4 separate regions of the Mus musculus genome follow, and regions 1, 3 and 4 are each linked to region 2. A link is a loop called in an ENCODE intact Hi-C map of the cell type or tissue named here. Cell type or tissue: heart. All regions are shown on one strand. Links, peaks and the distances in the headings refer to the core of each region. The heading gives the core; the rest is flanking DNA.

Region 1 (5,833 bases), core at 470-5,469, 49 kb before region 2:
CAGCCATAATCCAGATGGGTTCTGCTAAGCCATACTGTGTCTGGCTTCCGTTTGTGCCATGTGCACACCGGGGTCTGTGGAGGTGGGGCTGGCTGCAGGGCTGAGCCTCACCACTCCCCACAGTGATGGTGGCCACACAACAAGAGATGATGGATGCCCAGCTGACACTGCAGCAACGTGACTACTGTGCCCACTACCTCATCCGGCTGCTGAAGTGCAAGCGAGACAGCTTCCCCAACTTCCTGGCCTGCAAGCACGAGCAGCACGACTGGGACTACTGCGAGCACCTGGAGTGAGCCCGCCCCGCCCCCACCCGCCCCACCCACACCACAGCCATCCACACTGCAGCCATCCACCCCACGGCCACCTTCTCCACAGCTATCCACACCACAGCTATCCACACTGCAGCCATCCACCCCACGGCCACCTTCTCCACAGCTATCCACACCACAGCTATCCACACTGCAGCCATCCACCCCACGGCCACCTTCTCCACAGCTATCCACACCACAACTCAGCTATCCACACCTCGGCCACCCACACCACAGCCACCCACACTGCACCACAGCCACCCACATGGGCATGGGAAGAGGCTGGAGCCACCTAGGACAGGGGCCAAGTCAGAATTCCTGGGGGAGGCCTCACCCCTAGCAAGGGCTTCCAGGTGGCTGGAATGGACTCAAGACAAAACCTATGGCACTGAGACCCTCTATGTTCTGCCCACAGTTACGTGAAACGCATGAAGGAGTTTGAACGTGAGCGGCGACTGCTCCAAAGGAAGAAGCGAAGGGCACTGAAGGAAGCACGGGTAGCCCAAGGCCAGGGAGAAGGAGAGGTGGGCCCTGAGGTGGCCCTGTAGGGATTACCCGCCAGCCTGTGGACCTATCAGTGAAATAAAAGCTTTGGGTCACCTGCCTAAACTTCATCTGTGCTACTTCAAGGATGGGAAGGAATGGTGTGGTCCCTGTACCCCTAAAGAACACACAGTCAGTTGGGTAAGCAGGTTTTATTGTTGCTGCTGGAGAGCCATGGCCAGCCACACATCAGGACAGGGGCAGTGAGGGGTGGAGAGTATTACTGGGCAGAGCCGTGAGGAGCTGCTCAGAGCAGGAAGGGAATAATGGGCATGCGCAGGGGCGGGTAGTCGCGGAACTCCTTCAGGTAGCTGCGGTGTTTGCCCTTGGCCCAGATAGTCATCTGGGTGAAGCCCACCAGGGAGAAGAGGGCCACTGTGGGCAGAATGGGGTATCAGAATGAGGCTGCCTTGCTGGAAGGGCAGCGCACCGCACAGGGACAAGGAACTCACCTGGGACACACTGAGTCAAGATGGCAAAGCCAATCCAGGAGCCCACCTGTGGACAGTACAGGCAGAATGAGGACAGAGAGGGAAGCCCAGCATCACAGCCCCGGGGGACGGCCACAGCCTCACTGAGGTCAAGCTTTCTCACTCCCCACAGCCCACTCCTGCACTTCACCATGTGCAGGACCTCAGACCTGAGAGGACAAAGGCAGTACAGTCCCTCACCTCATAAGTGTAGTTGGGACAGGACACCAACAGGAACAGCCAGGTGAAGGGGTTCTTGGTGGGGTATGGGATCTTCCTGGTTTTCGACCCTGGCATGGAGGATAAGAGTAGGTCAGACCCCCTCCTCACCCTGCTCACCCAGCCCCAGCCCCAGCAAGCCACTCACCAGCAGGCCGAAGGTCCCGAAGAGCCATGTGGATGGAGAAGTTCCCAAGCTGGCAGATCTATGAAGGAGAAAGGGGTCAGTCCACAGCCAGCCCTCACCCCACCCAGCTGCCACACCTCACCACACTTGGTTGCTGCCCCAGCCTCTTTACCACAAAAACGGCCAGTGCCAGCTTAACCTGCTGAACTCCATAGGCTGTAGAAAAAGCAGGAAGGAGAGCCCTGTAAGAGGAAGCCTCGTGGTGGGGTCACACAGGGTAAGGGCACTGTCTGGACCCACTTACTAGGGGGTGTGTAGAGAGGGTGGTTGATGTAATAAGCCATCCATGCAGCAAAGCCCCAATAGTAGGTGCAGTTCTGGAAGAGCAAATGAGTTAGCAGGTGGGGAGGGGGCAGGCACTGCTGCTGGGGGGCAGGCAAGACAAGAAGAATGGGGGTGCTCACTTTGAAGATGTTTCGCAAAGGCATGGTTCCGTGAGAGAATCGGTGCACGAAGAGAGTCTCCAGCAGGCGCTTGATGTAGTGGAACGAGTGGCACATGCAGGCGAGGCTAGTGGGGTAGCAGACTCAGCCAGGGCCAATCCAGCCTCCACCCTCCCTCCCACCCCCACCTTCCTCCGGGCCCACTCACTGCACCACCGTATGCCGACTGGACGTAAAGTCGTATTTGCGGCCATAAATGAAGGGTACCCGGAAGTAGAAGAGCAGGTAGATGAAAAGGGGCCCGGCATACTCCGTCAGGAAGACCTGGGAGTACCCAGAGACAAGGTGAGTCGCCCCAGGGTAGCTGAAGGCAGAGACCAGGGAAGGAGTCAGAGCTCACCGTCACCCAGCTGATCTGGGCCCCGAGGTCCCGGAAGTAGAGTGTGGCTGTGGTGCCCACAGGAAGCTTCTGTAAGACATCTTCATCTTTCAGGGACTTCCCCTCTACAGAGAGAAGTCAGTATTTGGTTACTGCCCTGGTTTCCTGACCCCAAGAGCCCAAGGGATAGGCTGATGGACAGCTGTACTCACTGGGGTCCAGGCGGAGGGACTGGCGGGCAGGATACCACTGCGGGTCTGCCAGGAGAAGGTCAGGGGTTGCATCACCTAATCTGGCAAGGCTCAGCCTACCCACGCCCCAACTTGGCCTGCCTCTAAAGGCTTCCAGAACTCTAGGACCCCCCCCCCCCAGCTCCTCCCACCTGTGCAAGGGCACACAGGATAGGCAGCGACAGATTTTATTTTTTACCCCTTTGGATAGATAGCACAAGAGCATTCCTGCTGGTGACCACACAGGGGCAGCCTGCCCAGTCAGCCGGGCCTCACTCACTGTTCCAGTGTGCTGAGAGGCAACAAGCCGATGAGGGAAAGGCATGCGGAGGCATGCGGGCCCAGGTCACATCCAGAGGGGAGGCAGGAGTGGGGGGTAGATGTGTCGGGAGCGGGGGGACACGTATGTCAGGAGCAGGAATAGGTGTGTCGGGAGACTCACGTGTCTTGGTGAAAAGGGTCTTGATTTCAGAAATGGTGGCCTGAGGCTCTACCTAAAGGAAAACAAGGTGTAAGTCCGGAGGGAGCCAGGCCTAGGATGGGGGAGGGGGTCCAGGTACAGGCAGGTCAGGAACAAGCTAGCTGACTTCACGGGGTACATCCGTCCTCCACCTCCTTTACGGACACAGAGCCCTCCCAAGGCTGCCTTGTCCCTTCCCACACCAGGCTGTCAGCTTCCAGCCCCACAGAGGGGCCCCAGCTGCTCACTCTAGCGCAGTGGTTCTCAACCTTCCTAAAGCTGCCACCCTTAGTACAGTTCCTCATGGTGTGCTGACCCCAACCAGAACATTATTTCATTGCTACTTCATACCTGTAATTCTGCTGATATGAATTGTAATATAAATATCTGCTATGCAGGATATCTGATAGGCAACCCCAATGGGGTCTCAGCCCACAGGTTGAGAACCGCTGCTCTAGATGAAGACAATACCCTTTACATGCCTTCTGAAGGACAGGGAGGGCCACCGATGCCTGCATAGCCCTACAGGAGCTGTAAGGAACAGGGACCCAGCCCTCCTGGCACTTCACCCCCAGGGGTGCAGTCCTACCTTGTCCAGGAAGCACAGCTTCTCCCTCGTCTTTGCATCCCGAATCTCCACCTCAAAGAAGAGGACAGCCTTTTTATGCTTCTTGGCTGCTTTGTGGGGCATGGGCATGGGAAGACCATCGAGGCCTTGGTGGGCCTCTTTGGCTGCCATGCTCAAGCTGATATCCATGCCACAGCCGCTGGCCCTCCTGCTCTGCCTTCCAGTCTGTGGTGCCCACTGCCAGTCGCCAGCCCCCACCTCCGACCTCTCCTCACAAAGCTGCTGTGAGCTGGGCCGGGCAGCATGATCAAATTCTGCCTCGGTGCTGGAAGGGAGCCTGTGTCTGACCAGGCTCAGCCAGCGCCAACGCCAGATGTAACCCGAGTGGCACCAGGGCCTGGCCTGGCTAAATATAAAACCATCTCAGCCCGAGTCCCCACCAAAGGAGCCACAGTCCTCCCCTGAGGGCTACCCTCATACAGGCAGTTAATTGGGTGGGCACAGGCCCTCAGAAGTGCCAGGGGCATGAAGAAGGAAAAGGCCCACAGCCATGGCAGGCGCCGCAAGCCCAGCCCCGGTGTGCAGCCCTGGCCAACAGGTTACCCAGCCTGGGGAAATGCCAGCTATCTGGAGAATCTCCGAGACAGATCATCCATTTCCACTTCTAAGCTGTAAGGGACACTGGATTATTTCCCTTGTGCATTTGTGTTCCCAGGGAGGTGACAAATTCCAGAGGTACTGGTGCAGAGTTCCCAAGTCCCTCCACCTCCCTCTCCACCGCCTCACTCCTCACAGCTCCTACCACATCAGGCCAACACAATGTGCTCACCCATGGACGAGCCTACCAAAGCCCAACACATACCCTCCCAACACATACCCTGCCTGCACCCCTGGGGTCCACAGTCCCCAAAGGAGAAACCTGCAGGCTGAGGCCAGAAAATATGCATAGGGGCAGGGTAAGGAGGCAGGAGCCCCAGGGGATCTGACCCATCGGACCCAGCAGGTCAGAGAAGATGCTCAACACTGCCCATGCTGGCTGGGGGAGACCCAAGGGCTATGCGGAGATCTGCCACTTTTTTCCAGAAGAAGGGGGCATCACAGGCCAGAGAAGCCAACTGTTGCCACCTACATGCTCCCAACAACAGAGGCCATGGCACGATCCCAGATCTGCTAGGGGTCCTTGAGAAGGCATGGGTGGGCCGACATGGTGCTGGCACACAGAAAGTGTATGCATGTGTGTATGTGTGCATGTACAGGTCGGGAAGCCCCCACGGAGGTAACCCTACACAGTGATGCTGCCCTGTAGGGCCTGGGCTTGAGTTCAGAGCAAGGTTCCTATGCCAGGCAGTGGTACCCAGGCCTGCTTGCCCATATGTGCCAGAGCCTACATCATGGACACAGCATACTCTGGGGCAGATGGCTGAATCCACACAAGGACAATCAGTGCCAGACTGAGCTGTCATACGCTGGGACCCCTCTAAAGAGGACCGAGAGGGGAGGAGCACATGAGGAATGTGCTAGAAGGGGCGAGGTGGCAGGGCTCTGGGCTGGGGCTATATTAATAGTTGCTGAGCCCCTAGAGTCCATGTGAATCACAGGAGGGCGGCACAGTGTGCACTGGGAGGGAAGGCCATGGAGTTCCTGCTGAACCACTCAACAGCTTAAAATACAACCAGCCCCTCTCCCTACTGGGCCAGCTGCCGGGGAGGGCTGAAATCCTAGCCTCTCCCCCAGCTGGGGCACTGCAGCCAGGCCAGGAGCCGTGGTGCACCAACTGGTGGGCAGCAGGAGAGCGCGTGGAGAGGGGCCACGGTGAAGAGCAATCCCAAGCCACAAGCTGAGGGACTGCCTGCAGCAGAGGTGAGTCAGGGGGCCTCCCACGGCCTGCACAAGCCCAAACTCCACACAGCCGCCATCCCCCCAGGCATAGGTCTAGGAAGGCCCAGTGGGCCAGGGGCCGTTCTTGCAACTCTCTGAGCCTCTAGATTTATTTCAAAACCAAGATAAAAGGTATGTTAAGTGTAGCAAGAAGGTTGGCGAGATGAAAGAAACCAGACTTTCAGGCCCAGGACCAGACCAGGAT
Region 2 (5,833 bases), core at 494-5,493:
TTCTGGAGTAAACTGGGTCTCTGTTGACGTCACCAACCATGCCTTCTAGTAACCCATGCATCCACAGGCTCAGAGTGGTATTTGGTCTAGAACTGCCTCCTGAGTATTTGGTGAGTGACCAACTAACCTAATGATTCAGACCAGAGCACGTACAACATCTGTCCCATGATCGCCCACGTCACAGAAGGACAGCAGCCAAGGGTCTGCTGGTGGCTGCCCCTGGGAGGAGTCTCCCTGTCCTAAGGGTGGACAATTGCGCTGACTCTGGGAGAGCCCCTCACCCTAGGGACTTTGTGAGTCACAGTTTATCCAGGAAACAGCTATGATGGACAGACTGTTCAGTGTCAGGTCCCGAAGGCACACCCAGTGGATGTGGGTCCCTCATGAAGGCAGACTTTAAGGATTCAGTTTCCTTATTTTAAAATACTGATTATATTTTTATTATTAGTGTGATATGTGTGAAGGCATACATGCCACAGCATGGAGGTCAGAGGCCAACTCTACGGTGTGGGCTCTCTCCTTCCACGTGCCCCAGGGATCAAACTTAGGTCATTAGTTTTACGACACAGGTGCTCTGCCCGCTGAACCATCCTACCAGCCTGAGGCTTCAGTTTTCTGAAGTCATAAAAACAGGTGGCTTAAAAAAGCAGAAATTTGGGGGCTGGAGAGATGGCTTAGTGGTTAAGAGCGCTGGCTGCTCTTCCTAGAGGACCTAGGTTCAATTCCCAATACCTATTTGGCAGCCTATACTGTTTGTAGCTCCAATTCCAGGGGATCTGACACCCTCACACACAGAGGTAGAACACCAATGCACATTAACACAGTAAAGCAAGCAAGACAAGAAGAGCAGAGATTTGGGGGTAAGAGATGGTTAACAGCACGCACTGCTCCTCCAGAGGACCTGAGTTCAACTTCCAGCACCCACATCAGTGGGCTTATGACTAGGACCTCTGGCCTCCAGGAGGGACTAGTCGGCAAGTGCACACTTACACATGCACAGAATTTTTAAAAACTAAGTAAATCATTTTTAAAGGCAGAGATTTGGACCTGGTTCAGTGGAATACAAATGAGATCCCAGCATTCCAAAGGCTGAGGTAAGAGGATCGGGAGTTTAAGGTGAGTCTGGCGTAGAAGGTAAGACTCAGCCACACAGTGGTGGCACATGATTTTAAATCCCTGCACTGGGGAGGCAGAGGCAGAGGCAGGTGGATCTCTGTGAGTTCAAGGCCAGCCTGGTCTACAGAAAGACTGCCAGGACAGCCAGGACTGTCACACAGAGAAACCCTGCCTCGAAAAAAAAAAAAATGTTAAGACCCTGTCCCCAAAAATAAAAAAGCTGAGGGCTGAATTGAATCCCCAGAGCCCGTCGTGTACGTTGTATATCCTCTGGCCTACACTCACATGCACACATATGAACATGCTCACACAAACACATACATACACCTTATTTTAAAACAACAACAACAACAGAAACAAACAAAACCAGGCAGAGCCAACTGAATTTGTCCTGTTCTTCCGGAGTCTAGGACGAAATCACAGTGGCTCCTCCCATCCAGCCCATGCCCCTCCGCTGGATTCTGGTGACTTCCATCAATCCTTGAAGGTCTGCTATTTCTAAGAAGCACCCCTTTTCTCTGCTGCTACCGTCAAACAGCCCTCCCTAGTGTATGTCTGTCTGTCGTTCACTTCTGGACTGGGCTGTGGATGAGCACTGGCCTAGCACCTAGCAAGACCCTCTCTTTATCTGCAGCCCTACAAAAATAAAAGACATAGATAAATAGATAAGTGTCTGAGGTTGGGGGCCCAGGCAGTAATGTGCTTCCCTTGCAAACATGAGACCTGAGTTCCATTCACAGAACCTATGCGTGCTGTCCTAAACTTGTAATCCCAGCCCGGGGCGAGGTGGGGGTGTTAGGGCGGTGGCCCAGACAGGAGTCTTGCTGGGGCTCCATCGCAGGCACCCTAGCCTGGCAAATTCCAGCACATGAGAGACCCGGTCTCAAAACACGTTATAAATCGTGTGTGAGGACTGACACTGGGGGATGGATGTCCCCTGACCTGCACACACATACATGTGCTCACATACCCAAGTCACAACTTAATGAGTGGATAAATTTCATCTGACAAGATCCTTAACCACAGGCCCTGGGGCATGGGCATACCTTTACTTTAGTGAGAAGCCATTATCTTCGAGAGCCTGGCTCCAAAGCCCCCCCCCCCCCCAAAAAAAAAAAAGGATGTCTCAGAGAAAAGGCCTAGACAGAAAGACAGATTCCTCAGGGTGCAGGAATGGCCCCTGTCCTTCAAACCTCGGGCTTCTGGACATACAGGGCACAGAAGCAGCAAGACCCACGCTGCTTCGCACCACTGACTGCTGGGTGGGTGGACAGACCTGGTCAAATGATGGAACTCACAACTACCTGTCCAGCAGGCGGCTACCGCAAGCCAGCGGTAGGACTGGGTGCTCTGATGTCAGGAAGATCGCAACCGCATCGGAGCACGCGAGCGCGGGCGAGCAGAGATCATCAGCTCTGGGTGAGCGCGAGCTCGGGTGGACCTGGGTGGAGTACTGGAGAGATGCAAGTGCTCCTTGCGCCCTCTCGTGGCCATCGGTCGGGGAAACACTGAGGCCGGGAAGACGATGGTATGCGAGGTGGTATGTGAAGGCTGGTAAAAAAGAATGTGAAAAGTCTTGTTGAATAATTGAGAATGAATAGAGGAGGGGCTTCCGAGGGCCCATTCCTAGCTCAACAGATTTTGGCGAGGTTTAAGTTCCAGCCCTTATCCACAGGCTCTGGGATGTGGGCATTCCTTTACTTTGGTGAGGAGCTGAGACCTTTCTAGCTTGGGCCCACAACCTCGCTGAAAGGAAAGTCAGTTCTTTAAAGGGTGTGACCCATGGCAGACTCTCCATGACCCCATATCTGTACACATATTGAAAGCACTAATTGTACGCAGTGTGTTGATAAGAAGCAGAAGGAAAAGAAGCAGGAGAAGGAGGAAGAGGAAGAAAGATGAAGTTGAGAGGAGAACGTGTGTAGGGGAGTCCTGGGAGGAGTTGGAGGAGGGGGTGAGGAGTGGACGTTGTCTAGATATATTATATATATATTTAGTTCTGATCTCAGCCTTTAAGCTTTGAGCCATCTCTCCATTTGTTTTTGTGGTTGTAGGTGGTGGTGGAGGAGTCATTTTTGTGTTTTGTTTTGTTTTGTTTTGAAGACAGGGATTTCAGTCCTGGCTGTCCTGGAACTTGCTCTGTAGACCAGGCTGGCCTTGAACTCACAGAGATCTGCCTGCCTCTGCCTCCCAAGCGCTGGGATCAAAGGCTAACACAGCTGCCACCACCACGCAGCTGCTGAAAGTGCTAGTAACCACTGAACCATCTCTCCAGCTCTACTTTTTATTTTAAGTCAGGCTCTTACTAAACTGCTGAAGCTGGCCTTGAACTCTAATCCAAGTTGACCTCCTACCTCAACCTCCTGAGCAGATGAGATTTGTTTTGTTTTTGGCTACTGTATGTATGTTTTGTTTGTGGAGTGTGTTTGGTTTTGCTTGTTTGTCGAGTGCATGTGCATATGTGTGGCTGTGTGTGTGTGTGTGTGTGTGTGTGTGTGTGTGTGTGTGTGTGTGTGTGTGTGTGTGTTTTGTCAGTTTAGGCAACTGAGCCATGCCTGCCACTCAGCTAACATTTGTCTCTGCCCTGCCAGCAGCTCTACAGAAGAGCGTGGATCTCCATCATTGCTGGGGTTTTCCCAGGGCTTCCTAAACCAGCAGTCACAAGCAGATGCTAACTGCCTGTGACAGCAACTGATAATGTCACTCAGGGCAGGACTGGCGCTCAGTGGTAGAGAATGTGCTGAGCATGCCTCTGTCCGGTGTCAGCACGGGGTGGAAGCAGGGCGGCTCATCCTGGTGCTGCATTGTCCCTTGGCATTGTTCCTTCTCGGGCCACCCTGTCCCGATACCTTAGTTTGGGTCTGGCCCCAAACTGTAGAATGTTCCTTTGTGCCTGGGGTTGAGGTGAGGGCTGTACTCATGAGATACTGTGCAACTTTCCAACAGCGTTTAGTTCCCTCTGAGCCTCGGCCTCCCGCTCTGTAGAATTCAAGAGAGGCCAGCCATAACTGAAGAAGACTGGGATTGTTCTGTGGAAAGAGTCTCGAAGAGCAGCCAGTATGGAGCCTGGCGCACAGCTGAGGCCCTCTGCAGGATGCTGTCTGTCATGTTTCTAGCACGATAGACAGTCTTTGCCCAGCTTTGTGGCTGGGACGCATTAAACATCTATTAACAGTCTGCCATCGTTGGAGGTATGTGACGTGAAACTGTTCATTTAATCCCAACATTTTAGCAACTTTAGGAGCATGGCTGCTCTTATTATTCCCACTCTGCAGATAAGGAGGGGAGCACAGGAGGGCAGAAACCCACCCAGGATCCAGTCAGTGAACGATGTAGATTATGGCTAAGGGAAGACTGGATTTCACTCTTCCTGAGGTAGACTCCTATTGGAAGAACACACAGAAAAATGAATCGTGGAAAAAGTAGGTGGACAATGACGGTGGTGCACATCTTAACCCCTACCTAACCTTGGAAGCAGAGGCAGGCAGAGCTTTGTAAATTCAAGGCCAACCATGATCCACATATCAGATTCTAGGCCAGCCAGGCCAACACAGTGAAACCCTCTCTCAAAATAAAATAAGCCGAGCCTGGTGGCACACCCCTTTAATCCCAGCACTCGGGAGGCAGAGGCAGGCAGATTTCTGAGTTCAAGGCCAGCCTGGTCTTACAAAGTGAGTTCCAGGACAGCCAGGGCTACACAGAGAAACCCTATCTTGAAAAAACCAAAAAAAAAAAAAAAAAAAAAAGAGGAGGAAATGTGGGGGATCGATTGGGCTGAGGGAGTGGGAAGTTGTTTTGTCTTTGTTTCTGAGAAGGTCTGATGTAGTCTAGGCTGGTCTCAAATTCAACCATGTAGCTGAGGGTGACAGTGAATCGATGTTCACCACTAGAGGGCTGGGATTCCAGGTGAGCAGAGTGGATCACACTTAGTGGATATTGGGAGTGGCTGGCAAAGGCAGGCAGATCTCTGAATTCAAGGACAGTCTGGTCTACATAGTGACTTCTAGGACAGGCAGAGCTACAGTGAGACCCTATCTCCTGCCAAAAAACAAACAAACAAACAAATCAAAAACCGAAAACAAAGAACATTGCTTTGGGGACTGGAGAGGTGGCTCAGCAGTTACAGCACTGGCTGCTCTTGCAGAGGACCCAGATTCAGTTCTCAGCACCCACAGAGCGGCTCACAGCCATTTGTAACTCCAGTTCCCAGGGAGTCTGATCCCTCTTCTGGCCCCCTCAGGTACCAGGCGTGTACGTGGTACATGTGCATACACGCAGGCAAAAACACATACATTAAATAAGTAAATGTTTTTTAATTGTGTTCTTTAAAATAAACCAAAGATGTCTATTTTTCAGTTGTGTTCGTGTGCTTGCCTGTGCTCCTGGCAGCCACAGGTGTTGGATCCCCTGGAGCTAGAGTTACAGGTAACTGTGAGCTGCCAGGCATGGGTGATAGTCCTTGGAATGGTAATGGTTCTGCATATTTAGAGTGACTCTTCTATTCAAGTTGAACCTACCTGAAAACACCCTCACTCACAGATCCAAAGGTATTGCTCCTAGATTTATTTTTGATATAGGGTCACTAGTTTAGGTTATCCTTGAGCTCACAATACCACTGAATATTACCTTGAACTTCTGACTCCCCTGCCTCTACTCCACCTGGCTAGTGCAGTGCTGGGGATCAAAGTCAGTGCCTTGTGCATGCTGGGCAAGACCT
Region 3 (5,833 bases), core at 329-5,328, 56 kb before region 2:
TGTGTGTTTGTGTGTGTGTGTGTGTGTGTGTGTGTGTGTGTGTGTGTGTGTGTGTGTGTGTGTGTGACACAGACTGAGATCCAGAGACTGAGGGGATAGACAGACAGACAGACAGAGACAGGAAGTGTATAACAGAGATAAGCAAAGACAGAACGAAAGAGTGTGTGTGACATGCTCAGAGAGACAGAGTGTGAATGAGTATGTGTAGGACACAGAATGTGATAATATGTGTGAAACAGAGACAGAGTATGTGTGACAGAGACAAACAGAGAATAAGACACGGGGGTGAGAACGGAGAACGAGACATGGGGCATGTATGAGAGACGCCAAGAGAGACAGAGGTTTGTGTATCAGACACAGAGAGACCGACACGTGAATTGTGTGTGTGTACATGGAGACAGAGACACAGAGTATATGTCTGACACAAAGACAGAGTGTTTGCACGTCACAGAGACATAGACAAGAAAGAGAGACAGGGAGGGGGAAAGACAACATGTATGTGCTCAAGCTCTGTCCAGTGGAGAAGAGAGGCTCCTCCTGGCTGCCTTCAGACCAAGGTGCAGAACGCTCAGCTCCTTCTCCAGCACCAGGCCTGCCTGGATGCTGCCATGCTTCCCACCATGATGATAACAGACTGAACCTCTGAAACCATAAACCAGCCCCAATTAAATGTTTTCTTTGTTTCTTCACAGTGATAAAACCCTAACTAAGCCACTCAGTTTTAAAGTACTGTCTCACAAAGGCAAAGACCTATGTTTGATCTCAAGAAGCCACACTGTGCTACCTGCTTTTTATGTCAACTTGACATAGGTTAGAGTCACTGTGGAAGAGAGAGCCTCAGCTGAGAAAACACCCCACCAGATTGGCCAAAGGCAAGTCTGGAGTACATTTTCTTTCTTTCTTTTTCTTTTCTTCTCTTTTTTTTTTTTCCTTTTTTTTTTTGTACATTTTATTTAGTGGTTGACATGTGGTGTAACCCCTGAGGTGGTGGCCATGGGTACTAAAAGAAAGCAGCCTGAGCCAGGCGGTGGTGGCGCATGCCTTTAATCCCAGCACTTGGGAGGCAGAGGCAGGCGGATTTCTGAGTTCGAGGCCAGCCTGGTCTACAAAGTGAGTTCCAAGACAGCCAGGGCTATACAGAGAAACCCTATACAAAGAAAAGAAAGCAGCCTGAGAATGCCAGTAAGCAGCACTCCTGGGTGGCCACTGTGTCAGTTCCTGCCTCCAGGGTCTGTGTTCCTGTCCTGACTTCCCATCAGGACATTCCCGTCAGGACATACTGCATTCCAGACCGGGAAGTAAAACACTTACCTCCCCAAATGGCTTCTGGTGGTATTTCATCACAGCAATGGAAACCCTAACTAAAATACCATGTAAAACAGACGCTGGGCATGGCAGCCCAGAGGAGACAAAGACAAGAGGATCCCTGGGGCTTACAGACCAGCCCGCCTTGGGGAGCTCTGAACAGAGAGGTGTGCTTAGTCTGAGTCAAATAAGCTGTCCTGGATGAGAGGAGAGAGCAAGCCAAGAGAGGACACACCCTGACAGACACTTAGGAGCAAGGAAGAGAGTGGTTCCTTCAGAAGCTCTAGACCAAGAGCTTTTAAGACCATCAGGTTGGCTGCGCCCTCTCTGGTCAGGATTGGGCACTACGGACAGGCTTCAGTGGTAAAGCCTTCATTTACCATGTTCTAGACCAGGATCACAAAGTATTCATTTTAGAAGAACAACGACTGGAAGGAGGGCTCAGTCATTACTGTGATTGCTTTACCAACATAAAGAACTCAATTCAGTCCCCAAACCCCATGTAAGAAAACTCCTGGTGTGGGGGCACACGCTTGAAATTCCAGAACCACAGACAGGGTGCCCGGTTAAATCTCTCGGGCCTTCTAGACAGCCAGCCTCACCTACTTGAAGGGTTCAAAGCCAGTGGGAGACAGTGTCTCAAACAAGTTGGACAGAGACAGAGTAATGACCCCAGAAATTGACCTCTGACCACCAAATGCACTCATAAGCACACCTACGTATGTGCACTCACACCGACAAACCTAGGGAAAGTGTTTGGAAGTTCGAGTGTTGGAAATGGTAGTGTATATCTGTGGGAAAGCACTTATCTACCATATGCTAGGCCTGGGGGTCTATCCTAAAACCAGAAAAAAAAATTAATTTAAGAAAAAAAAAAAAAAGAGGAGGAGGAAGAGGAACGCGGAAGATGGTTCGGTCCAGGGTGTCCACAGTACCCATGTATACACATGTATACAGCAGGCTTGGTGGCACACATTTATAATCCTAGCACTGGGCAGAGCACAGGGGACCCTGCCACCTCCCCGCTTCCACACCCGCACTCCTCCCTGCAACTCCCTGGCCAGCCTGGCCTTCTAGCCAACTGGCGTTCGCCGCACCCGCTCTGTCTCCTCCACACCGCCAGGGGGTGTCAGCGAGCCAGGAAGCGTTCCATCGTTCATCTCTATGACCCCCGCCGCAGCCTAGATGACCCGGAAGACACTGAAGGGGCAGTGCTTCCAGGTGGGAGCGAGGTGACCCCGGCTACTAAAGAAGGGTAAGGCAGAGTAGCCATGGGGGCGCACCTGACCCGGCGCTATCTGTGGGATGCCTCGGTGGAGCCTGACCCCGAGAAGATACCCAGCTTCCCGCCGGACCTCGGCTTTCCGGAGCGCAAGGAGCGAGGTGAGCTCAGTGCGCAGGCGCGACCGCAGATCCCGCGGAACTCAGCTGCCTGCTTGCGGAGGGCCGGGTCGAGTCGGGAGGGCGACCTCCTTGAGTGTGGAGGCTGTGCGGGGATGGCTAAAGCAAAAGGCTGGGACGAGACAGCAGAGAACGGGAAGATGAGACTGCCCCGGTGCACTTCGTCCTGGGCACAGCGCGGAGCCTAGGACATGTTCTTTGCATCTCCATACATTGTCACTAGCATTTGGTTACGTACAATAATACAAGGTTGGGGGGCTGGAGCGATCATGCTCCTTGTCCTGTCTAGTGTGATGGTGCTGGGGGAGGAACCCAAGGCCTGTGTGTACTCGCAAGGTTCTCATTCTTCCTGTATAGGAAAATCAGAGTGACAGCTCTGGACAAAGTCCTAGTTTGGCACTTGGGATGCCCCAGGGTAGCAGAGAGCCACTGGCGCTGTCTTCAGGGAGCCCCCTGGACAAAGCAGCGTGTCCAAAAAGATCTGGGAAGCAAATTTAAGAGTGTAGAAGCACAGGCTAAAAGGGGTGTATATGAGATTGATGAAGCTGGTACCAGGGAGGGACAGAGCCCCACTTGTAAGCAGGGGAAAGACACAAATGACTTGCCTTACCAAAAGGTTGTAGTGTCGACTAGAAGATGGCTCCGTCAGTACTGAATCTGCAGAACATTTACCCACCTGACACCCTGCTTTGCCCATAGTCATTTTGAAAATACAGCACTCCCTGGCCGCCTCTCTTGCTTGGCTAATCCAAAACCCTGGTAAAACTCAGCTGGCCCTGCTGACCTGGTCTCCAAGTTGCTTCCTCACTCCAGACCCCCTTCTTATTTTTGAGTCAGACTAGTCTCTAACTCACAGTCCTTTCCCTTTGGCCTCGGGAGCACAGAGCTCATAGGCCCAGTGGTGCTCAGGGATGCTATAGCCTACATTGTTGCTTCTATAGTTCTTCACTGCCTCTTCATCTTAGGCAAGCTCTTGTGAGAAAGCAAGAGTAGCTCCTGCTCCCACACCCATGCATCTCCAAACTCCTTCCAAATGACTTGTCCCTAGCCTGGCGGAGTCCCCATTCCAGGTGAACCCCCCCCCACACACACACACACACCCCTTTATATCCTCCATCCACCCTCTACAATGAAAGGATCCTGCTCCCGAACCTCTCATCAGGCTCCTGTCCATGGTTTTGAAACACCCCCACAGGAACATCATGAGTTCCTGGGATGGATAGCAATCCTGTCTCAAAACCTAAGTATAAAAATCCCCGTTACTGAAGGGCTCCTCTCAAGGCTCCCAGCCAGCCCCAGCTCCACCTGTCATTCCCCACCTCTACCTTGCTCACCTCCACTTCCCTGCGCACTCTCACTGATTGTTCCTCGGCTCCCTTGACTGCCTTGAAGCTGCTGCCTCCTTTGTTCTGCCCTGGAGGCAGCTCACAACTGTGTGGTGTACACCAGTGCTGTCCACTTGATCTCCAAGGGGAGCCTTAACCTTGAACTTATAAATGACATTGCTGACTTTTGTTTTCTGAATTTTAGGGCTTTATTAGTGGTACATGTGTATGTGAGCACTCGTGTGCATTGACGGCCAGAAGTCTGCAGAGTGTCCTCCTGAAATCACATCCCCTTTCCTCCCCCAGGAGCCACCACCCCCTTCCACTGACACCTTAATTTTTAAGATAGGGTTTCACTCTGTAGCACAGGCTGGCCAACCTCTGAGTGTTGAGATCACAGGAGTAAGCCAACAAGCCCAGCCTGGGTTTTATTTTCCTTTTGAGACAGGATCTTGCTGTGTAGCACAGGCTAGTCTCAAAACTCTTACCTCAGGCTCCTGAGTGCCGAGATTGCTGGCTGTACCCCTCTGTCTTCAATGTCTGTCTTGTACTCTTTGAGTCTCAGCTCTGTCCTCCCCTTAAGCCTACCGTGCTCACCTTCCCAGTCACTGTCAAGGACAGCTCTACCTTTCCCTGAGCTTAGGTCAAAACCCGGAAGCAGGAAAGGTGCCTGCTGCCTCAAGGCTTTGGCCCCCTTCTACCTGAGATGTTCTTGCCCCAGGCATCTGCCCGACTCGGCCCTTGCCTCATGGCCCACTTTCCAGCACTTCCTAACTCTGGTTTTGGTTGGGTTTGGTTTGCCCTCTGCAGTCAGTAAGGCTGCCAGCCATTCAAAGACAGTGTGCTCAGCCTACTTTGTGTCCCTCTGAAGAGGGAGACCATCTATTTGCCTGGTTCCCTCCTACATTCCTGCAGCTTAGCAGGCAACAGTGTGCTAAAGGCTTGCTGCTGGCCTCTTGTGAACTGGAAATGAGAGGCCAGAGCTTGAGTTGCTAACCCGAGCTCCAGGGTGAGTAACTCTGGCAAGAGCCTGCCTGTGATTTGAGCCCTGGGCCTGGAGTACAGAGGTGCAGAGTGGAGGGACCAGGTTGGCCTCATCAGCCTACTGTAGCATCAACAGTCAGAAGTGCGGTCAAAGCTGTAAAGAAGCAGGTGGCTGCTGCTGGGCTCGGGAGCTCCAGAGAGAGAGCAACACAGAAGGCAGAGAAAGCCTATCTGGGTGACATGCAACCCTGCTGAGGCACGTCTGGGCACCAGGTGAGAAGCCCAAAAAAGGGGACAAGGACCTGAGACCATGTAAGAAAGGACGGTAGCTGGAAGCATAATGGGAGACAACAGCCCTGACAGGAATTGGATACCCCCACCCCACCCCACCCCAGAGGAAGGCCAGCAGGTGATTGGAGCATGCAGTGGCTGTGCAGGGCTAAGGTTTTCCCAAGGCCTCACACAAGCTACCACTGACTTAACTCCAACCGGTTTCTGTGTATTTTTTTAAGGTTCTTTTTGTTTTTAATGGTCTGAATAGACATTTGGACATAAGGGTTCAGGTGCCAGATAAGGGCAGAGAGGGCAGTGGATCCCTGGAGCTGGAGTTATCGGCAGTGGTGAGAGCTGCCCACCCCACCCCACCCCCACCCCCAGTTTTCTGCAGGAGCAATACATGCTAAGCCAGCTCTCTAGCCAGCTTGTTTGGTTTGGTTTTCAAGACAGGGTTTCTGTGTAGTCCTTGCTGTCCTTTAGACCAGGCTGGCCTTGAACTTGGAGATCTGCCTGCCTCTGCCTCCCAAGTGCTAAGATCAAAG
Region 4 (5,833 bases), core at 524-5,523, 520 kb before region 2:
CTGAGAACATGCCTGTATTCTGCAGATTAGCCTAGAGGGACATTTTCTTGATGGACAACTGATATGGAAGGACCCAGCCCACTGTGGGTGGTACCACTTCTGGGCAGGTGGTTCTGAACTGTATGAGAAAGCAAGTTGAGAAAGCCATGGAAAGCAAGACTGTAAGCAGTGTCCTCAATGCTCTCTACTTCAGCTCCTGCTTCCAGGTTCCTGCCTTGATTGAGTTCCTGCCTGGGCTTGTAAACTCTAAGATTGAACAAATTCTTTCTTCCCATCTTGCTTCTGGTCAGTGTTTTATCACAGCAATAGAAAAGCAAACCAGAACACCATAGTTAGTGAAAAGACCTTCTTTATTGAAAATCTGCCCTACTGGCCTTGCAGACTGACCTAAACAGGGCCCTCAAAACGGTGATCACAATCAGTACTGTCGTATAGACGCCAGGCTGTCCATCCAACAACACTTGAATGCCAGTACTAAGTGCTTTGTACAGCCCTGATCACACAGCCAGTAAGGGCAAAACTGGTCATGTGCCTGTGCTTTTTTTCTTCTTTATTAAGATTAAAATCACATCATTTTCTCTTCTCTTACCTCTAAGCCCTCTATTATGGCCCCCTCGCTCTTTCAAATTCATTGTCTTTTCTATTTAATTGCTGTTATATGCACATATGTGTATGCATAAACATGCATTCCTAAATGTAACCTGCTTAGTCTATGTTTGTAGGGATTGGCGTGCTTCCCTGGGGAAGACTGTTTCCCAAGCCTCAGGATTCCTTAGTCACCCGTGGTTCTTTGTGAAGGTTTGGTACCTCGGGGTCTTTCCCTGTCCACTGTGGCGTGTCCATTGTAGTTGTCCTTGTTCGGCTCACATTTAGGAGTCATGTTGGTGACATCTTTATGGGTGTCGCTGCTGAAGCTACTAGAAGTCACAATGTGACAACAAATTCCCTGATCCTTCATCCCTTACAATCTTTCCGTCTCCTCTTTCACAGTGTTTCCTGAGTGTTGGGTATGGGAGTTGTTTTCTTAATGTATCCATTGGGACTGGGCTCCACAACTCTTACATGCTCGTCTTAGGCTCTTGGAAGTAGTTCTTATTCTTGGCTGTTAAGGTAGTGCAGTTCCAGCATAGGTAAAACATTGGATTTCATCCCCAGCAATGATAGATAGATAGATAGATAGATAGATAGATAGATAGATAGATAGATAGATAGATACACAGACAGACAGACTGGTTTATCAACACTCATTCTATTACTTACCTTCTTTCTGAAAAGAAATGTAAGAAATTTATCTTTTTCTGTCCATATAAAATAAGAAAGGAGATATTTAAATTAACATAAAAAGGTACTGGAGACATGGCTCAGAAGTTAAGTGCACTAGCTGCTCTTCCTACAGCTGTCTGTATGTAACTCCAGCTCCAGGGGACCAAATGCCTTCTTCTGGCCTCAGCAGTTAACTGCACACACTTGGCATACAGTCCCCAAACATACACATAAATAAAAAATAAAATCTTAAACCTAGCACAGAAAGGAAGAAGGGAAAAAAGTAACTGTGGTAGAATATCTAACAATATTTCCTCAGCTGAGTGGCCAAAATTAACAGAAGTGACTGCCATGCTGATAGCAAGGTTCCTTGAGACATGAGATAAAAATGATTACATAAGAGCCTCTGTGATCTTCCTCTCCAAAAGTCCATAGTATAACCCCAGTAGAGCCATGATGGCAATGGTGCATTAGGCAAATGCATATTCTACACAATGCATGACCAAGTCCTCCTAAACACTGCCAGGTGACATCATCTTAATGAAGTTACAGGAATTAGCAAAAGATCAAAGAAACCCAAGAGGCAGGACTATTCCATATAATGTGTCAGCCTTCTTGGAATCATGAGACAGAGGACAGTAGGGGAAAACTCAAAGACAGAAACCAAAATAAAGTCTGGAGTTGTACGTGGAAACACACCAGGGTGGATCCATTCCTTAGTTGGCACAAGTGTGCAGTGGAAGAATAAGATGTGTGTAAGGAGTACAAGCTCTCCCTGGAGTGGCTTTATAATTTTTGTTAACTCTGTAATGACTTTTAAATGAGCTTCATCACATACTGTTTAATTACAAGAACACAGAAATGTGTATCTGGCCCCATTGTGGAACATCCTTTCCCACAAATGTTAGCAACACAACAGAGGACACGGTACTCTGAGAAGTCCAGATGTTCTTACAGCAGGACATTGGGGCAAAAGGTTTCTTGACAATTGGGGCAAAAGGTTTCTTGACAATCGATTCCAGTTGAATAATATATATTGTATTGTTGTATGACTCTTTTGCCTGAATGTATGTCTTGTAGCAGGTGTATGCTGGGTGCCCACTGAGGTCAGAAGAGGGTGTTGGTATCTCAGGAATGGAGTTACTGATGATTCTCACGTGCCATGTGGGTGCTGGGAATTGAACCTGGTTCCTAAGAAGAAACAACCAGGGCTCCTAACTACTGAGCCACCTCTCCAACCCCAATTTTAAGATTAAATTTTTATGTGTCTTCAAGGCAAGGTAATTGGGGGAAAACGTCAAGTGAGAAGCTGACCTTCAGGACTCATGTCAGAGTTATTCAAAAGTAGTAGCCAGATCTTCTAGCAGACTGTAAAACAGTATCTGCCCTTCCTGATGGTACTTGGTAGTTGAACCAATTCTCCCAGTAGGGGGCTCTGGTGACCATTAAATGGAAATATTTCCCTGTCATTGGAGAACATTTGGTGTATGAATTCAACAAGTTTATAGGGCAAAGAGTAACTGTCCAGAAGTTGCCCCCAGTAATATGTGCATAGTACCAAAAAGAAGGTAGCCAGCAGCAACCTGCATGTTCAAGGATGCTCATGGGGGTGAGGGTGGGAGGTGGCTCTACAGCCTGAAGGTGTCCTTAGGCCTATATATTGCTGAAACTATTAGAAAACCAGAAGTCTCAGATGTGTCTCACAATAGTGATGGTGACAGCACGCTTTTGGACTATCACCCTTGAACTTACTGGTCAACCACAAGTGTCTTTCCTATCCAGCACTTCACAAAGTTGCTTATACTTTGACTCCCTGCATCTGAACGCAGCAGCAAAGGCCTGGGTATGCTCATGTACACACACATATATGCACACATACCCAAAAACACTGATCCAAGAAAAATTACCTAATGATCTCCGACCTCTAGTAAGTCCAAGTTTAACACAGAACCGGGAACTCATTCCTTAGGTCTTGAGATGCCTTGCCCCTGACATGTTCATACTGCTTTATGCCGCTTCCCACTCTTTGTATATATTCTAACTCTATTGACTTTCTTCAGCCTCTTCAAATTCTAACACGCACAGTACTCTCTAGCCCAGGCTCTTTCTTCTATCTGAATGGCCTCTCCCTAACTCCCTTCTTCTAGTTAATCTATCCTTTAGCTTTCCCTTGGGGGTGGGGACTGTGTTTCTTACTAAATAGCACTCAGCACACCAAACATACCTACACTATTATTAGATTAATCATCCAGTCTCCTTTCTAGACTGCAAACAACACAAGTTTTAGGTCCGTGTTGTTTTCTTTGTGTCTCAGTCCATAACCAAGGATCTGGCTAGAGACTTCTAATGTGTACTCACAGAATACAGAATTGGACGAGGGACTGCAGAGATGGCACAATGGTTAAGAGCACCGCTCTTACAGAGGACTGGGATTAGTTCCCAGAACCCAGATGACAGCCCACAACTAACTCCAGTTCCAGGGAACCCTTTACCCTCTTCTGGCCTCTGAATGCCCTGCACACAGATGGTACATATACATACATGCAGGCAAAACACTCACACACATAAAATTTAAAAATCAATTAATAACTAAGAATTGAAAGAATTACCACAATACCTGACAGATATCCTATCACACTCCTATCTGATCAATGCTTTTCATTCAAAATAAATAATATAGTCCACCGAGGGGCTAGAATTAGTCCTATCTGGCTATTATACTGGGCTGTCTGGGACACCTGGGGAGGAAACTGGGAAGCATAGCATTTAAATGCTAACTAAACATTAAGAAAAAAATAGAAAAGAATAATAAGAGGACATATATTTTAAAAAATTAACATTTTCACTGGGCAGCAGTGGCAACACATCTTTACTCCCAGCACTTGGGAGGCAGAGGTAGGCAGATCTCTGAGTTCAAGGCCAGTCTGGTCTACAGAGTGAGTTCTAGAACAGCCAGGGCTACACAGAGAAACCCTGTCAAAAACAAAAACAAAACAAAAAACAAGACAAAAACACCTTGCCACCTTCAAGGCAGATCATCGGAAGTATCTCAAGATGCCTGTGCAGATGGGGACATTGCACTGGATGAGAGAAAACTGGAACACTGTGATTGACTAGGTCAAGGCTGGAAAAAGCAAGTCCTGACTCAGCTCAGCCTCTCCTGTGTCTGATGCTCATGAGAGCAGCCTGCCTGGCAGACCTGGAACTGAGGTGATCCAACTACAGAAAGTTCACATTTGCCAATCTGTTGTCCATGGAGGTCTCTAAGTGACTCTTACACCCTCCTAACAGAATGTCACTAATATTTAAAAGTATCCTTGCTGTCTACTAAAATCCAATCTCCTAAAACTGTATTACACATTTCTTGTTCCAAACATGAAATTAGCCTTATCTCTAAAAAGTGGTATGTGGAGATGCAGGCTGGGGCAGTCACTGATCTAGGCTTTTCTATAGTGCACACATTTTTATTTATGGAAGAGAGGAAGGATAGAAGAAAGGAGAGAGGGCACAGGGAAAGAGAGCAAGAAAAGCTACCTCATGACTTTATACTGATACTTCAGGTTAAAACTTAGTTCTCTGTTCAGACTCTTCCCTGCAGCAACCCTGCTTCCCATTCCTGTTAGGAAGAGAACTCCAGGGCACAGAATGGTGAGACAGAAGCGCCCATGATTACCCATTCTGTGCCACATCTACAACAAGCACTTGGGTTTCAGAGTTTACCATGACAATGACAAAACCCCTCCCCACACCCCACAGTGAAAGTGAAGTCAGAGGCTTTTAGCTTCTTCTGAAGGAATCTCTAGCCAAATGGAGTTGAGTCTGTGACTTTTGCCCTTCTACAGAAGTGCAGGCTGCTTTCTGCAAAGCGGAATCAAGTTATTCAGACAAAACTCAGTTTTGCAATTGGCATATGGATGGATGTGTGTGTGTGTATGTGTGTGATTTTAAGTATACAATTCTATTATATATTATATAACTATAATTTAATTGTCAAGCAAAGCCATTTGTCGTCAAAATGGATTGGGCATGACGTCACCTTCCTTTGATCTCAGCAAAGGAAAGGCAGAGGCTGGATCTCTATACATCGGAGGCCAGCCTGGTATGCATAATCAGATCTGCTTTGATTATCCTCGTGTGTGTGTGTGTGTGTGTGTGTGTGTGTGTGTACACAGTTCAATATTAAAACCTGAAATTTTACATTGTCCACCATTATAAACATCAAGGGCTTTAACTAAAGGATTGTGTTAAGAAGTCAGAAGAACATTCAGAGCAATGGGAGGAAGACATAAGTGAGAACAAAAATTAAACCAAAAGCTGAGGTTAGCCACGGTAGCTTCACTTCCCATAAACACTTCCTTTGCAAGGCCTGGAGAGTTTACAGCATCGAACTTCCCTGAGTGCTTGAAGAAAGCAGTTGCTGCTTCCCAGCGTCTCCTCATGCTTCACAGGATAAAGTAGAGAGCAGATGATTTGGCTCCAATTAGACTCAACTCAGACCACCAGGCGACCCAGGCTTCATTAGCGGCCTGCTCACCCTGCCCCTGCAGAGACTCATTAGAACAATGAAAAC

What was found. Peaks named below come from ENCODE experiments on the same cell type or tissue, not always from the same donor. Only the 100,000 strongest peaks of a DNase experiment are listed, where the experiment ranks them.
Region 1: it touches region 2 in a loop (4-fold over the local background); 7 of 42 quality-filtered maps call a loop at or near these places.
Region 3: a loop joins it to region 2, with 6 times the contacts of the local background. A loop is called at or near these places in 7 of 42 quality-filtered maps.
Region 4: a loop joins it to region 2, with 10 times the contacts of the local background. A loop is called at or near these places in 2 of 42 quality-filtered maps.

What each region holds. Positions count from the first base shown.
Region 1 is chr8:83,570,707-83,576,539 of GRCm38, forward strand. It overlaps Ndufb7 (NADH:ubiquinone oxidoreductase subunit B7), which reads left to right. Exons shown (of 3, transcript NM_025843.3): 2 at 124-292; 3 at 727-917. The coding sequence ends at 859. It overlaps Tecr (trans-2,3-enoyl-CoA reductase), which reads right to left. Exons shown (of 13, transcript NM_134118.5): 2 at 3,772-3,822; 3 at 3,165-3,216; 4 at 2,705-2,749; 5 at 2,514-2,617; 6 at 2,322-2,437; 7 at 2,135-2,240; 8 at 1,975-2,047; 9 at 1,843-1,886; 10 at 1,692-1,749; 11 at 1,526-1,614; 12 at 1,307-1,352; 13 at 992-1,229. The coding sequence ends at 1,102. It overlaps D830024N08Rik (a long non-coding RNA gene), which reads left to right and starts at 3,820. Exons shown (of 3, transcript XR_003947410.1): 1 at 3,820-5,610. In heart, for the core only: a CTCF peak has its summit at 2,962; DNase peaks (open chromatin) are centred at 2,585, 2,915, 4,095, 5,405 and 3 weaker places; H3K4me3 peaks cover 649 bases; H3K27ac peaks cover 3,017 bases.
Region 2 is chr8:83,619,920-83,625,752 of GRCm38, forward strand. No RefSeq gene overlaps it. Among named protein-coding and RNA genes, the nearest start is that of Dnajb1, 15 kb to the left of the region's middle. In heart, for the core only: CTCF peaks have their summits at 2,603 (motif pointing left) and 5,006 (motif pointing right); a DNase peak (open chromatin) is centred at 2,572; H3K4me3 peaks cover 682 bases; H3K27ac peaks cover 305 bases.
Region 3 is chr8:83,564,243-83,570,075 of GRCm38, forward strand. Ndufb7 (NADH:ubiquinone oxidoreductase subunit B7) reads left to right here and starts at 2,516. Exons shown (of 3, transcript NM_025843.3): 1 at 2,516-2,688. The coding sequence starts at 2,577. In heart, for the core only: CTCF peaks have their summits at 1,637 and 2,426 (motif pointing right); a DNase peak (open chromatin) is centred at 2,479; H3K4me3 peaks cover 2,035 bases; H3K27ac peaks cover 2,160 bases.
Region 4 is chr8:83,097,550-83,103,382 of GRCm38, forward strand. No RefSeq gene overlaps it. Among named protein-coding and RNA genes, the nearest start is that of Tbc1d9, 65 kb to the right of the region's middle. In heart, for the core only: a CTCF peak has its summit at 2,690 (motif pointing right); no DNase peak of the experiment used is centred there.